Linked DNA regions of Homo sapiens: region 1 is linked to region 2. A link is an interaction called in ENCODE POLR2A ChIA-PET data of the cell type or tissue named here. Cell type or tissue: HepG2. All regions are shown on one strand. Each heading gives the region's core, and the rest is flanking DNA. Links, peaks and the distances in the headings are about the cores only.

Region 1 (5,006 bases), core at 302-4,301, 640 kb before region 2:
CAGCCATTTAAATAGTTGAACCCAGCAACTGTATCTCCCTTTCCCTCCCTGGAGGCCAACATCTCCGGTTTCTACAAATGTGTCCATGTGGCATGGTGCTCAAGACCTCCTTGTCCCTCTCTGGGTTCCTAGAACTGAACAGGTACTACAAGAGGTGTGAACTTCATCAAGCGCAGAGGGACATTCACCTCTTGTGGCCAGATCAGTGGATTGCAATATGGCGGCCATCAGAATCAGCCCTGGGGGCCAACCTGGGGCTTCTGGGGTAACCGGTCTTGGGAGCAGGCACCTCCCATGATCCCAACGTGCAGCTTTATCAGCCCAGCTCGTGGATGGCTCCTCTGAGTTTACTGTTGATGAAATCGCCCTGGCCAGTACTTGAAGTGTAAGCTGCAGTTGTTGTGTCTTTATTTTGTAATTTTGCAATTGATTGATTGGACTATAGGAGGTTTTTTTGGGGTGTCTTCTCAGAACAACTGTCCCTCCTCACTGCCTGATATGGTAGTGGATTTGACCACGCTGGGGGCCCATGGGTGAGCTGGTCAGAGGCCCAAGATGCATGTGGCAGTGCTGAGAAGGACAAGTGAAGTCACTCCAACCCCTTCTCTTAGGATTTGTAACAGGGTGTCTGGTGGTGGGTCTTGGAGCTGGGAGTTCACATAGATGCTGGTAGCCATTTGAGGCCTTGTGCAAAATGGATAAACAGAAAAATCCACAGGGTTGGCCATTTTAGTGGTCAGTATGGTGGCAAAAGTAATATGCATGTGTAATATTGTGTGACATAATGAAAAATCATTGTTTCAAATGTATTCGCTGACATTTGTCATTAATAGCTGCACTTGGAAATTTTTTCATGTCCTTTACAGTGGTTTCAAAAAAGTTCTTTTTAAACTGGTATCTATGGCCTTGGGATTTATGTATCCACTCTTATTAATCTGTGCATCACATAAGTGCAATGATATGACAGCTTACTGAATTAGGGATCTCAAAATGTTGACCTCAAAGACAGGCGCTGTTAAATCAAAGATCAGAGCTTCCAGTGAAGTTGGCCCCAGATGGTCTCTCTTTTTTTTTTTTTTTTGAGACGGAGTTTCACTCTTGTTGCCCAGGCTGGAGTGCAATGGCATGATCTTGGCTCACCGCAACCTCCGCCTCCCGGGTTCAAGCTATGCTCCTACCTCAGCCTCCCAAGTAGCTGAGATTACAGGCATGCACCACCACACCTGGCTAGTTTTTTGTATTTTTGGTAAAGACGGGGTTTCTCCATGTTGGTCAGGCTGGTCTCGAACTCCCAACCTCAGGTGATCTGCCTGCCTTGGCCTCCCAAAGTGCTGGGATTACTGGCGTGAGCCAACGCGTCCGGCCCCCAAATGGCCTCTTGAGGACCTTTGAGACTTGCTCCTGACTAAGGGGGAGTTTTTCCTGGAAATTGTAATCTCTGATCATTGAAACTACAAGTTATCAAGCATCTTGCTCCACCAACCCTTCTGCCAGGCCCTTCACATATATTAATCAATCTGGTGAGTTTTTAGCACAAATAATCACTATACTAAAAAAAATACGCATAGGAGGGATATACACTGAAAAAATGATTTGTTGTTTAAATTTGAACTTAACAATTTAACTGGGTGTGGTGTCTACTTATTTGTTAAGTCTGGCAGCCTTACGGGATGCAGGACAGAGTGCTAGCCTCACTGGGTTTTGTTAAGTTCTTCCTAGCAGAAAAAGACTAGCCCTTTGCTGCGATGATGCCTCCCCGTTGGGGTGCGGCTGGTCCGTTTGCGAGGGAGGTGGGAACATTTGACTCCCGGCTCATCTCATGCCTGGCACCAGGCAGGTCGCGCCAGCGCTCTGGGGCCCTTCACCTCCCCAAGTGCGTCTGACTCGCTTGGCCTCTCAGGGGATGAGAGAGGCTTTGTCAGAGCCGTGCCTCATTTGCCACTTCAGAGCTTCATGTCTGTTGACATTGCAAAATAGCAGAAGAATTCGACAACAGGCCTTTTCAGAATGTGCACCACGACTGGACAAAGGGCAGTCCTAAGTGGGTCAGTGGCTGCCCTGGAGAGTTTTCCGGGTGAGGAATCACATCTGTTTACTCAGCCTTCACATGACCTCCATTCTGCCCACCTCCGCTGCCCACTCGGCCGACTCAAAGGGACAAAGGCGCCGGGTGTGTCCCTCCCTCACTGCGTTGGCGTGCAGCTCCAGTCCCTGCACTGAGGGGCGCTGTGTGGGAGGCTCCCTGCATGGCCTCTGACACTTTCCAGTTCAGTGGCATTTAGTACCAAGTTAACGCATCAGTTGTCGGGGAGGTCCGGAGAGCCTCCGCCTTGTGTGTGGTGGACGCTCACCTGAGGCTGGAACGCAAAGGGAGTAGAGCCTTCAAAAGGCTTCTCAAGGCCCTCCTGCCACTGTCTGCGGGGAGTGGCCACATTCCGCGCTAAGCAGGCCTCTGCGTTAACACTGTCAGCTTGCGAGGGCCTAGCAGGGGACAGGACATCTGCAGAGGGTGTGCGGTGCCGGCATGGCACCTCGCTGCGCTGTGGAGGCAGGATGGGCTGGCCACTGCAGGGTTGGTGTGGGGCCGGGGACAGTTCACAACCAACAATCAAAGGTCCCTGTTGGGGGAAGCTCCTGAAGGTTGGCACTGCGCCAGCCCAATGTTTTGTGTAGCAGAATCTTCCCCTAATTAATTTATCTAAAAGAGAGTGGCCCAGGAGGTTGAGATACTCCAAAAATTTTCATATTAGTGACATGGGCAGCCTTCCATTATAGGACCATAGGACAAAGCTGTTGCTCTTGGATGATGAGTCACAAAAGCCACAATTTTTTTTTACATCAAATTATTTATAATTAATGATCGTTTGCAATAAAGACATAAATAAGCAATTTATGCCAGAAAGAAAAACATCCAGTAACATAAAGCTAACCTTACTTGAAATCAAATAAATTCATATTAAAATAAAATATTTCGCTTATTAAATATTACTTAAAGATCATAATACTCGGAACTGAGAACCACGTGGAGAAAAGAGCCATATCCTATATTGCTGGTGGTAAAATGTTTGGTATAATCATTTTAAAGCACAACTTGGTAGCCCATACCCAAAACCTTAAATATGTTTATATTCTTTGACCCAGCAGTTCCACTTCCAGAAATTACTCCGGGGAAATAAATATGGATATGAACAAAGTTTTAGATACAAAGAAGTTCATAGCAATAAAAAGGTTGTAAATTCTAGTGGTCAATAAATTATTGTATATCCATACAATGGAATATTTAAATAACAATGCAGATGTAGAAAAGCAACTGTATATGAATAGCCAAGAAAATTCTGAGAAAGATAAAGGAACGGAGTTTGTTATATGAGCACATACTACAAAGCCAGACATTAAAACAGCGTGGTATTGATTCAGCAAGGATAGATAGATAAATGAAATAGAGAAGAGTTCATAAACAGAACCATTTATATATGTGTGTATGCAATTTTGTTTGATCACGAGGTGTATCAAAATAGTAAGAAGAGGTTTTGGAATAAATAATTATCCATTGAGACTCTTACTATAGTCTCAAAAATAAATTCCAGGTGGATTTAGAGAACATCAACTGTAAACAGCAGAGAGGAATACAGAAGAGAGAAACATTTTCACCCTTTGCAGCTGGGGAAGGATTTCTGAAGCAAGACACAAAGCCAGAAGCTGTGGCAGAGACTGCTACATCTTCATCAAATGATGCCCCATTTCTACAGGCACACAGGAAGACGGCATCTCCTACCCTTCCCTGTGTCTGGGTGAGAATATGTGAGTGAGTTCTGCCTGGTGGAAAGTAGGGGAAAGGGATATGTACCCTGCCTGGCACAGCTCTCACTGACTTCTAAGTAGTGTTGCCTGCTCTGTCTGTCTCCCATGGCCAGGGGGAACACCTCTGGGATGGCAGAGAAAGAGCTCAGATCCCCGAGTCACTGCCTAGAGGAGAGCAGCCAAGAATGGCTGCTGGAACAGAAACATCTGCATTAGAGATAAAAATAATGTGTGCATCTACTTACAATAGCAAAGACTTGGAACCAACCCAAATGCCCATCAATGATAGACTGGATAAAGAAAATGTGGCACATATACACCATGGAATACTATGCAGCCATAAAAAAGAATGAGTTCATGCCCTTTGCAGGGACATGGATGAAGCTGGAAGCCATCATCCTCAGCAAACTAACCCAGGAAGAGAAAACCAAACACCACATGTTCTAATTCATAAGTGTGAGTTGAACAATGAGAACACCTGGACACAGGGAGGGGAACATCATACATTAGGGCTTATTAGGAGGTGGGGGGCAAGGGGAGGGAGAGCACTGGGACAAATACCTAATGCATGCAGGGCTTAAAACCTGGATGACAGGTTGATAGGTGCAGCAAACCACCATGGCACATGTATTCCTATGTAACAAACCTGCACGTTCTGCACATGTATCCCAGAACTTAAAATGAAAAAAAAAGTGTGTGTGTGTGTGTATGTGTGTATTCATCTGGGTTCTCCAGAGAAATAGAACCAATAGGAGATACAAGGGGAAATTTATTATTCGGGGTATTGGCTCAGAGGATCACAGAGGTGGAGAGGTCCCACAATAGGCCATCTGCAATCTGCAGAACTGGAGCAGCAAAAACAGTAGCATGGCTCAGCTTGGAAGTCTCCGAACCAGGGAAGCAGGTGCTGTAGCCATCAGTTAGAGGCCGAAAGCCAGAAAGCCCCCAAGGGTGAGAGAGGGAGAGACAGAGAGAGAGAGAGAGAGACAGACAGACAGACAGAGACAAACAGACAGCAAAGCAAGCTGAATACCCACTTCTCCCAGCTGCCATGTCCTGGATGGTGCTCGCCCACATTGTGTGGGTTTTCCTCTCCAAGTCCACTGACTGACATGTCAATCTCTCCAGGAAACACCCTCGAACAATGCTTCACCAGACGTCCAAGCCCTCCTCAATCCAGCCAAACTGACACCCAAAATTAGCCA
Region 2 (5,006 bases), core at 375-4,374:
TGTTACTGCAATTGCATTTTGATAGTCGGTAGAAGTAACTAGTTGGGGACAGTAAGCTATCACTGCATCAGATCTGGTGTGTTTAAACTAAACACACCTCTTGAGTTTCTCATAGTTTAGATGTTGGAGTTCAGCTCTTTCTAAAGGATTATTTCAAAAAGAAATGGTCTCAAGCATTTGAGAAAAAACTTAGAACTAAAATCCTGTTTTTTAAAGCTCCCTGATAAGAGATTCTTCAAAATCAAAAAATAAATTTGGCCACTGAACTGCACACTTAAAAGTGGTTAAAATGGTAATATTGATGTATATTTTACCATAATAAAAATGAATGTATAAGTAAATTGAGGGGAGGCACACCTCCAGGCATGACTGCCTCCACCAGCTTTTCTGTTTTCCCCAGGCATCCTCGTCTGTTTTTTCTGCCTTCTGTAAACCTCTCTGCATGTTGTCTGTGAATGTGGTGGTTGTGTGCAGGGGTCTGGTTGCATCGGTGAGACTGCATTGGGCCAGCCCCTCAGTGTGTGCACTGGGCCTCACAGATATCTGATGATGCCTTTTTCCTCCATGAAGGGCCAGAGGGGATGGACGAACTGATCTCCACTCCTTCGGTTGAGGACAAGTCTGAAGAGCCACCAGGCACAGAGCTCCAGAGGGACACAGAGGCCTCCCACCTTGCTCCCAATCACACCACCTTCCCTAAGATCCACAGCCGCAGATTCAGGGAGTGAGTGAGCCCCTGCCTGCCAGGGACTAGGGGAAGATGGAAGTGCTTCGGTTCAGTATGGCATTGATATCTCCCATAAATCCTTGTTGCTGGGCCACACTGTGCTTTAAAAACCTCATGGTTGAAAGAAGCTGGGTACCTGGTTACACGCATTCAGGGAGAGCCTAATCGTTGTGTCTGATTCTGCTTCTACTGAGGTTCTTGTATTAATGATGGAAGAGGGGCCCTCAGTCCAGGTTTGCAGTCGGGAGTGGATAGTGAAGTGACCGTGCATCATCTTTGGGCCCCTTTTCATGGTTTAATCTCTGTGTAATGTCTTAGGCAGCAGGATTCCTTTAACCTTGTGTGCTCACTCTGCCTTCTCCCCTGCCCACTTTTCTTCCAGGATAGTCTCCCGGTATTTGTCTTTATGACAGGGAGATGCACGGGGTAGTGGCTGAGATGGGGACCTGTGGCAAACTATGGTTGGGCAGGGCCCAGAGAAATTTGTCCCTTGTAGTTGGGAATGGGGGAAGATGCCCCAGTATTTACCTTTCATAAAATTAAATCATCAGGAATTCCACAGTTCTGGTTAGTAGTACTTGTTGAAACGTGACTTTTTGTCTGATGCAGTCTACGTCTCTTCTCCCTGGGGTGGGATGGGAGCAGTGCTGCAGTGTCACAGCCAGTGGCACAATTCCTGATGTCTGATGTTTCTTTCAGTTACTGCAGCCAGATGCTTAGTAAAGAAGTGGATGCTTGTGTTACCGACCTACTCAAAGAACTGGTCCGTTTCCAAGACCGTATGTACCAGAAAGATCCAGTCAAGGCCAAGACTAAACGTCGACTTGTGTTGGGGTTGAGGGAGGTTCTCAAACACCTGAAGCTCAAAAAACTGAAATGTGTCATTATTTCTCCCAACTGTGAGAAGATACAGTCAAAAGGTAAAGGCACAGTGTGGTCCTGTGATATGTGGGCCCCTGCATGAGTGCCTAGTGTGCCCTCGTGTTTGCCACACACCTCAGCGGCCCATGCCACAGGTCTTGACAACTCGTTTTCTTTGTGGTTTTTGTTTTTATTGAGTAACTGTTTCCCAACTGCATTGACCATTACCAAGTGCCTTACCCTCTGTAGGGCAGGTGGGTCCTGTGATCCTGCACGCTGGGAGGCCAGCCAGCCCACACAGGCCTCTGGCATCAGGGAAAGACCTGCCTCTGTTGTGCAGGCCACTGCCCTGGGGCTGGGATTGTCACTGGTCACTTGCACCACAGAGATGCTGTGCCTGGCAGCCAGGCAGTACCTACCTAGGGCTTTCATCTACTTGACATTTTGTTGTTCAGTCTGTGGTTGACTCATCTGTTTGCTTGTTACAGATGTGGCTTTGTCTAAATACTTTGCCATTTTACTTAAACTGGAATGTGTGTTTTTGTTTTGTTGGATGTGATATGCTGGGTCAGGTAACAGTGAACCCTCACCTGTGACATCTCATGTTTACCCTGTGCTTGTGCTGTCTTGGCTCCTGGAGGACTTGCCTGTGTTGTGTCCTCGAATTGAGCAATAGGAGAACTGATAAGAGCAGAGTGGCATTGCTCATGGACACCTGTCCTTCATCTCCATCTAGGCTAGGGAACACTCACAAGCCCCTCCCTGGCCTCATTCCTTTCTCCTGCAGTGTCAAATTCAGCTTTACGGAGTCCCACTTTGAGATAATGCATCCACATCCTGGGGCTGAACCCTCAAAGATGATGTTTCCCAGTTACCATTTCATATCTAAAGCCTGGAAGTTTTGTGACATGTCCGAGGCCCCCAGCCAGCAGCTCGTCCCTGTCCTAACTTGGTACGGGTCCAGCATCACCGCTGACCAGAATATGACAGAAGGGATCTCAGTGACCCACTCATCTGATTGTGTGCCCAGAGGCCTTTCCAGGTCATTGGAGAGGACAGGCCACATGCTTCCCTGGCTGTTTTTGTCAGTGTTGTACATGTCCACAGCTAAAGGGTCAAGTAGTCCTATAGGGTTTGTTAAGGGAGGGGCAGGCTTGGGCTCCCTTCCTTTCCTAGCAACTCCACCTGTCAGCTGTTAGCCACACTGTGGGATATTTCCTCCATATCTCCATGTAAGAGGCTTGTGAGCAACTGCTTCACATGTTTTCAGTTTTAAGTATTTGTCATCTTCCCAATAGAGCAAAAGGGCTTTGCTGTTACTTCCCCTAATGTATAGTTTGGGTTATTGTTCTTGTTTTGTGGTGGTTGCTTAATTGTCTATATACTTAGCATTAATGAAACCTCATGCCCTCAGCCAGCTGCCTCAGTCTCCTCTAAGACGGTTACACCAGGCATTCTGCAGTTTCATCTGCTGAAGAAACCTTCATTCCCAGCTCACTGCACCTCATGCATTTGCCACCCAGGGATACCCTTGGCTCCCACCCTGCTCTCAATAAGGTGTTGTTTATGGACTTCTTCTTGGGCTGCACTCTTGTTTTGTTGGAGTGCATCCTCCAGTGGTTTAGGAGAAAAGGATTCATGGGAGGCATATTTTGAAGGTCTTGCTTGAAATCCAGAGACTCTGATTCTTGATCCTTTGTGATCATTTTGCACCTCGTGCTCTCTGGGGGTTCACTGGAAGTGCCTTGATCCTGGGGTTACAGGATGTGGGACAGTTTGCATCCAGTGTCTTTGGCTCTGGGACACGATGAATTTTTGCTTTGAATCCTCTTCTCCAGTCCCTGCCAGCTCTTGGAAGTATGTCAGGGTCGGGCCTCCTGGACTGGTGTCCTCACATTATTTGTTTCCTGCTTCTTTTTATCTCTTTCTTTTGGTTTCATTTTCTGTTAGAATTTCTCAACCATATCTTGTAAAATTTCTGTATAATTTTTTACTTCTGATATTATTTTTATTTTTTGGGAGCTGTTTTTGTCCTCTGAAGATTCCTTTTTTTTTTTTAATCACGTTGCTGCTGCCTCATGGTTGCCTCTTGGAGAATTTTAATGATGCCTAGTTCCTCTCCCTGCAGTGCCTCTGTTTCCTCCAGGTAGTTTGCTCTGTTTGTTTTGGCCTCTCATGGTGGAGGTTTTCCACAGATGTCCTCTGTGTCCTAGTTGTCTGCGCCTACTTAAGAGCCACTAAGTAGCCGACTGGAAATCCGGGTGTGTGGCTGCTGTTCAAGGCTGTGAGCAGCGTTGAGGGTGGTGATTCTCAAAACTGTAGCCAGCATCAGAATCACCCAGAGGGCTGGGGAAAACACAGATTCCAGAGTTTCTGCTTCAAGTAGGTCCAGTGGGCCCAAGAATTTGTACTTCCAGCAAGTTCCCAGGTGCTGTTGCTGCTTCTCCAAGGAGTGCACTGAGAACTTCTGCTGTAGGATGATGTGGTTGGGCTGCTTCCATGTTGGAAGTGCCCCTGGGTGTCTCTGTCTCCCCTAGGGCTGGTCACATCCCCAAGGAAGACTTCTCACTGCCTGCCTGGAGGGACAGGCGAACTTCACCCTGTGAGCTCATCCTCTCACCACCATTAGATGTGTGGTGCGTCATGTCCTGCAAACCTGTGCTGTGCCTCACCAGAGGGCTGCAGCTGAGGGGCTGGACACCGAGTTGCCTCTTTGCCCAGTGTTCAACCAGCCCTCTTCACCTGTGCCTCACCCTGTGCTGCCTATTCCCGACCTTTGGGGGATTCTGGGGTCCAGGGCTGGCTGTTCTAGGCTTTTCTCACTGTTGGCTTAGGTTGGCTAGCTCAGTTGTCCATTTGCATGTCAGCTTCTGAAACTTTTTGCTGTTGTCTCTCACATTCTTCCGTGGATTTGTGTCTTTAAAAAACAAAAAGGTGGAAATGTATGCCCTTAGCCTGCAGTCACCCCACTTTCTTGGAAGACATCATTCTCCTTCTCTGCCTCTGCCAGAGCATGGGGCTAGGTTTTTACTTGATCAGCATCATAAGGATTTGTTGTATACTTAAAATGCATTTGTGTAATCATTGGTTCCGACACGTTTTTGCTTTGAGGCATAAGGGACTTGATTGTATATTTTATAAATATTTGCCAGATAAGATAGCCAATGGCTTGCAGTCATCTTAAAGATAAAAATTGATGTTATAGCCTTGAATTAAGTTGAAGTACTGTATTTGCTCTGAGTGGCATTTAACCTAATAATTCTGAACTTAAACTTTGAAATGGAAATAATCTGAGCCTAGCATCTTGCTTGTTTGACATAAGCTTTCTTGTGGAACTTCAGTAGTTGGCCCTTGCCACACGTGCTTTCATCTCACTAATAACGGGTTGGAGGTTGTTTGAGCAAAACAGTCTGGATTT

Evidence for each region. ChIA-PET counts read pairs that join two places held together with the same protein. Peaks named below come from ENCODE experiments on the same cell type or tissue, not always from the same donor. Only the 100,000 strongest peaks of a DNase experiment are listed, where the experiment ranks them.
Region 1: POLR2A ChIA-PET joins it to region 2 with 5 read pairs; 1 of 35 experiments calls an interaction of 5 or more read pairs at or near these places.

The regions. Positions count from the first base shown.
Region 1 is chr9:88,704,430-88,709,435 of GRCh38, forward strand. No RefSeq gene overlaps it. Among named protein-coding and RNA genes, the nearest start is that of MIR4289, 39 kb to the right of the region's middle. In HepG2, for the core only: a CTCF peak has its summit at 2,204; a DNase peak (open chromatin) is centred at 2,022; H3K4me3 peaks cover 370 bases.
Region 2 is chr9:89,349,206-89,354,211 of GRCh38, forward strand. It overlaps SECISBP2 (SECIS binding protein 2), which reads left to right. Exons shown (of 17, transcript NM_024077.5): 13 at 571-724; 14 at 1,427-1,647. Among named protein-coding and RNA genes, the nearest start is that of SECISBP2, 33 kb to the left of the region's middle. In HepG2, for the core only: no CTCF peak of the experiment used is centred there; a DNase peak (open chromatin) is centred at 2,176.